Linked DNA regions of Homo sapiens: region 1 is linked to region 2. A link is a contact called in ENCODE Hi-C or POLR2A ChIA-PET data. All regions are on one chromosome and are shown on one strand. The core of a region is the stretch at or near the end of the contact, and the rest is flanking DNA. Distances in the headings are between cores, read along the strand shown.

Region 1 (2,862 bases), core at 301-2,800, 150 kb before region 2:
TGTTCGTGACTTAGTAGATACACAATATAAAGAATATCAGGAGGTAAGGACTTATAATCATCATAATGGTTTGTTTTACATTTTTTGTATGTGAAAGGTCTCTGTTTGTCCTGGTATCTTTCTGCCCATTTTAAGGTACTTGCTGGACTGCATTCGTCATCAGATGATGGTTTTAATTATTCCTGCCATCAGCTACTTTGGCTACTGATTTTAGGATGGAAAATTTTAATCTTCTGTCAACAAACTGCATTTCAAAAAGCAACTAACTGAAAATGAGCCCAGCTGAATTCTGTTGACATTCACTACTGATATGTTACATGTCTTTGTTCCTAATAAAAATAAAAATGTAAGAATGAGCCTTCTTTTTCAGGCTTTTAACAAGGAGATTGTGAAAATACGCATCCAAGTCTCTGAGAAGTCTCTTAAAATTGTAAAAAATTACAAGATTGAATGAAATTATTTTTTACTATACTACAAGTGCTTGGTGATTATGTCAGTGAAAAATAAATTTATTGAAATTCTCTTGGTAAATTCATAATTACTCAAAAGCTTATCTTAAATATTTTATTCTCAGATTAGCTATTTTGGATCTATTAAAGGTTTCTGAATGGTTAACTGCTAATATTTTACGGATATAACACTAGATCCTTAGTTTCCCCAACCAAAGAACATATCAGTACTACTGTGATAGATAATTTTTTAATTGTTCACTCAGTAATCTTTACTGTCAGTTATATTTTAGAAATCTTTATTTTTAGATTTAAATTGTATATACTTATATTCCATGAATCATTGGGCAAGTTATTTGTCACTGTCTACTGTTGAAATGTTATATATTTGTCATTTGATAGATAAGAACTTGTACTGTGTCATAATTTCCATTTAAAAAATGGTTTGGATCTATCCCAGTGGCCAGAAGAAAATGGTTTCTCTTTGATTTTTGTATGAACATCAAGTTTCCTCTTAGTGCTGCATGTTTATATTCTTCATCTAAAATCTTTGGAAATGTTTACCTAGTTCACCAGTAATCAAGCCTGTTGGCACTTTTTCTTCATCTGACTTCCTAGAATATCCCCCGTACATGTTGTGGTAGCTATTTTACAGTTTGGTGTATCCTTAAATTACCATATATATTTATTAACGCACATAGGGCTAACCATTTCAATATAATTCATAGTAATATTACCATCTTTCCTGTGCCAGAGAAACAAACTTCTTTCAACTCTCTGTTTCACTATATTGCACACTCTACCCTATCCATGTCTGTCATTTACTTGATGCTTTAAGAAGTCCACCTTCTACAACAAAACCTCTTACTTTAACCATAAACAAATGTAATTTTACTTTTATAATGTTAACTGAAATGGTGTGGATTGTGTTTGTTTCCAAATAATAACTTGATTTTCAGTGACTTGTAGACTTGTTACTGTTACTCCTGCTTTTGCTTGAAAACCGACCTGGACTCTTTCCTGTCAGCGTCAGCAGAATGCCCTGAAGTACGTGACAGAAGAGTGGTGTCAGATCGAGTGCGAGCTGTTGAGGGAGCGGGGGCTGTGGGGCCCTCCCATCGGCTCCCACCTCGACAAGTGGATGCTGGAGATGACAGAAGGGCCCTGCAGGATGAGGAAAAAGATGGTGCGAAATGATATGTTTTATAACCATTACCCTTACGTGCCAGAAACTGAGCAAGAGACAAATGTGGCGGTGAGTATGCAGAATTCAATGATCACAATGGCTCTTTCAAGTTTTTATTTTCCTCTGTAAGCGTTTTTTCTCTATTTAGTCAATTACCTCAAATAGCTAATTTTAAAAATTCAACATACGCTATTAAATTGATAACTTCAGAGTGGAGGTGGAGTGAAAAGATGCAACAGTGCAAGAAGGAGACATCATAATAAAGAGGTTTAGATTACAGACTCCAGAGCCAGACTGCCCAAATTTAAGACCTGACTCTGCCACTTTGCTATTATAGCTGGGTTATGGGTCATTAAACCTCTCTGAGTTTTCATTTTATTATGCCTGAATTGGAGCAAATAATAGTTCCACCTCGTAGGACTGTTAGGAGGATTTAGTTCATTAAAATTAGTTAAGTACTTAGAATAGTGTCTGGTCCAGAATAAGCACTGTATATTAGAACACATGAATCTTCTAAGTAGCTCTGATCATATAAGGTGAGGCAGCTTGAATTGTTCCAATGCCTCTTGTTTTTCTCTGACAAACACCCTGGCTCCATTTATCTTGTACTGATTGGTTTAACCCCAGTCCTGATGCTAATATAGAGCTTAGCATCAACTTAAGTGTCTATCAGCAGAGTAATAGATAAAGAAAATATGCTGTGTATACATAATGGAATAGTATTCAGCCTTAAAAAAATAAGGAAAGCCTGTCATTTGTAACAACGTATAAGAACCTGGAGGACATTATGTTACATGAAATAAACAAGGTACGAAGGACAAATACTACATGATCCATCTCACTTATATGGGGCATCTAAAACAATCAAACTCAGAAACAGAGTAGAATGAAGGTTTCCAGAGGCCAAGAAGTGAGGGGAATAGGGAGATGTTGGTCAAAGGGTACAGTCAGATAAACAGGAGGAAATCATTTTTTGAGATCTATTACATTCCATAGTGACTATAATTGATAATAATCTATTGTACATTTCAAAATTGCTAAGAGTACTTTTCAAACGTTCTTGGCACAAAAATTGTTAGGTATTTGAGGCGATGAATATGTTAATTAGCTTGATTTAATCATTCAAACCATATACATATAGCATTACTTTGTACACCATAAACAATTACAATTTGTCAATTAACAGTAACATTTTTAAAATAATAATATGCGTAGGTCTTAGCTCCT
Region 2 (2,700 bases), core at 171-2,670:
AAAGGAATCAGGAAACTTAGATTCTAGTTTCAAGAGCCACGAACTTGACCTTGGGCAATCCACCTCACTTCTGTAATTCAAACTGCAATGCCTGCTTCCAAAGTATGCTTCTAGAAACAGTTTACGTGTTTTGGGTTTCTCAAATAAAATGGAATTTTCTAAACAGACGGTTTGATACAACAATCTATTCTCTGGTCCAATTTCCCAAACCATCCAGTCCATAAGATCATAAAACTGCATTTCTTCACAAGTTCTTACTTGCACCACTATATTACCAAACACGCCCGAATTCCTTTTCTAGCTTTAAACAGATAGTAATATCGCATCTACTTATTCTTAAATGTGAAAGAAGAGTAATCTATAGAAAAGGAAGTGAAAAGTCTTCATGAATTAACGTCGGGTTATATGAAATCTACTGGTAGACAGAAGAATTGCACTGTCTGTCGTGTACTCAAAAGAAGCTGGAAGATTACTATTATGTCACGTGCATGATACTCTAAAACCTCCAAAATCTATCATACTGAAAAAGGATGGAGAAAATGTAAGTGCATATGGGGCAGCGCGAGAAGCCAAGCCTCCCGCGTCAGGATCCGATGAAATGATACAGCCGACGGTGGCACGTCTCTAGTCCTTACTAACTTTGTTCCCTCTACTGAAAAGAGAGGTGAGGTGGCAGCTACTAACTGCACTGCAGCCCCTAGGAGGACAGGTTCCCTCCTGATTCCAGCGTCGGCCCCAGATCCTGAAGAAGGGACCGGAAGAGGATGAAGCTAAACTGTAAGCCGGGTTGAGTGGCCCATTTCTCCCGGGCAGCGGCCGCGGTCATCCTGGGAACCTCACCGCCACTGGGATCCCGGGTCCCGACCCCCTCTGGAGAAGGAGGAAGCAGTGCCAGGCAGGGAGGAAGGTGCACCGGCAGCGTGCAGCCTCACCTGACGCTGGACGGGCCCCACCCTTGCTCTCAAGTGTCCCGCTTCCAACCAGGACCCAGCCAGGGCGCGGCGTCCGCCTCTCTCGGCTCCACTTACTTTGTCGCTGGTGCTCTCGGTTTCGTGGTCGCCGCCGGCCGCCTCTCCCTCGCGGTGTGGCGGCGACACCGCTTCCCTGGGGCCGGGGCAGCTTCCCCGGTGCCTCAGCTCCAACATCTTCCGCTCCCGCGCTGCCGTGGCGGCCTCCTCAAGCACCCCGAAACCTGAGCTGCAAGCAGGGTTCTGCAGGCGGGGCGCCCCGCCACCTCGCAGCCGCGCCCTGGAGTCCCGCGGAGCCGCAGCCACTAACGCGGCCCCACCATAGAGCGGCCGCCGCGCCGGTCACCTCCAAAACGGCATCAACGAGAGAGCGCTCGAGGCCGCCTGCAGCGAGCGCGGCTCCGGCGGAGGTCCCGGGCAGGCTCCGGGCGCCAGGCGCGAGCAGAGAAGGCGGAGACGCGGCCTCCGGTTGCCAGGTGCGCGTCTCCACGCAGAGGCCCAGGTAGGAGGAGGAGAAGGGGCGGGGAGAAAAGGAGGACGCTTGACCCGCTTTAGCGCGGCTCTGGGCTCCCGCCGCCGCGCAGGCCCCTCCCGCCCCGCCCCCCGGAGCCGGACTCGGAGCCGGCTTGTCCCGGCCCCGCACACTTCTCCCTGCCCGGGCCTCCCGCACCAGGTCTCGCGCCGCAGGCCCCGCCCCTCTGCGCTGCACTGCGGTTCCCACAGCCCCGCCTCCCCGTGAGGTGACGTCAGGAGCCCGGCCCGCGACCCCGCCCCCGCCTCTGCGTGCTGGCAGGTGGGGGCCTGAGAAAAGGTGGGAGCGGTGGGGCGGGAGGAGGCTGAGGAGCTGGGAGGCGGAGGCGGGGCCAGCGCGGGCTGGAAGTGAGCGTTGAGAACTTGCAGGCTAGTCCCTGGGCCGCTGCGAGGGCTGGAGGAGCTACTCAAAGACGCCCGCTAAATGTTAACAGCGCTCAACACTGCTGCTTCAAACGCCTCCCCGGCCTTGTCAGCTTGACACGCGCGGCGGGTCGGAGGCTCACTGGACCAGAAACTTGTCTGGCAGGACGGACTGGTTGGCCCCGCGGCATTCCAGCCCAGTGTCATCACCTTGAAAACAGGAGATGCTTTTGCCTCACTGGGCGTCCAGAGGTGCGTCGGCCAACAATTCCGATCACAACCGCAGCGCCGTCTCCCAGAAACTCAGTACTGAATCTCACAAAGGTCACCACCTAGGATCCCAACACAGTGTGAGATGCTATGGGACGCCGTTGCCCTCCAGCTAGTCTCTGAGCAGTGGTGGACCTTGGGCTGCCAAAGCGGGAACAGGAAGGGCACAAGATCTGCATTAATTCTAGTCTTAATCCTGTTAGAAGGTGATTAGTTTTCTTGACATGTATCCGCCACCCGGTCATTACTGACAAGCTAACAAATGAAAAAAAGAGAGAAACAAAGAGAAAAAAGAAAAAAGGCGGGCCTTCACACAGGACAAGGTTCAGGAGAGCACCCTTATAGAAATAGATCAACTATGTAAATTCCTCAAGGTCTTTACTGACACGGTAAAAGTAAGTAAAGTGTTGAAAATTTACTAACAAATGAGCAAAACCAAAAGTCAAATTAGGATGCATTGAAAAGCAGAACACAAAGACATCATTTTACCTCACCAAACAGATCTTTGAAGCTGTGCGGTTAGTTTGGGTTGCACGTTTTCAAAAGGATGTCGAGAAACCATAATTTG

Evidence for each region. A loop is a pair of places that touch in the nucleus more often than their neighbours do. ChIA-PET counts read pairs that join two places held with the same protein, here RNA polymerase II (POLR2A). Pooled maps may share reads with other maps.
Region 1: a pooled map shows a loop between it and region 2 (4-fold over the local background). The contact joins the enhancer-like site here to the promoter of CDS1 in region 2. A Hi-C loop is called at or near these places in 3 of 168 maps with a recorded cell type or tissue (IMR-90, Right ventricle myocardium inferior and posterior cingulate gyrus) and 8 of 50 pooled maps. POLR2A ChIA-PET finds 5 or more read pairs at or near these places in 4 of 52 experiments (A673, H1, MCF 10A and 1 more).

What each region holds. Positions count from the first base shown.
Region 1 is chr4:84,732,224-84,735,085 of GRCh38, reverse strand. WDFY3 (WD repeat and FYVE domain containing 3) reads left to right here. Exons shown (of 68, transcript NM_014991.6): 43 at 1-43; 44 at 1,477-1,704. Among named protein-coding and RNA genes, the nearest start is that of WDFY3-AS1, 63 kb to the left of the region's middle. Within about 2 kb of position 1,550, at least 3 of the 41 ENCODE cell types and tissues checked have a DNase peak (open chromatin) inside an H3K27ac peak, as active enhancers do.
Region 2 is chr4:84,581,847-84,584,546 of GRCh38, reverse strand. It overlaps CDS1 (CDP-diacylglycerol synthase 1), which reads right to left and starts at 1,420. Exons shown (of 13, transcript NM_001263.4): 1 at 1,029-1,420. The coding sequence starts at 1,145. It overlaps LOC102723338 (a long non-coding RNA gene), which reads left to right and starts at 2,326. Exons shown (of 8, transcript XR_007058460.1): 1 at 2,326-2,700. RefSeq lists silencers at 1,464-1,563, 1,604-1,813 and an enhancer at 674-1,627.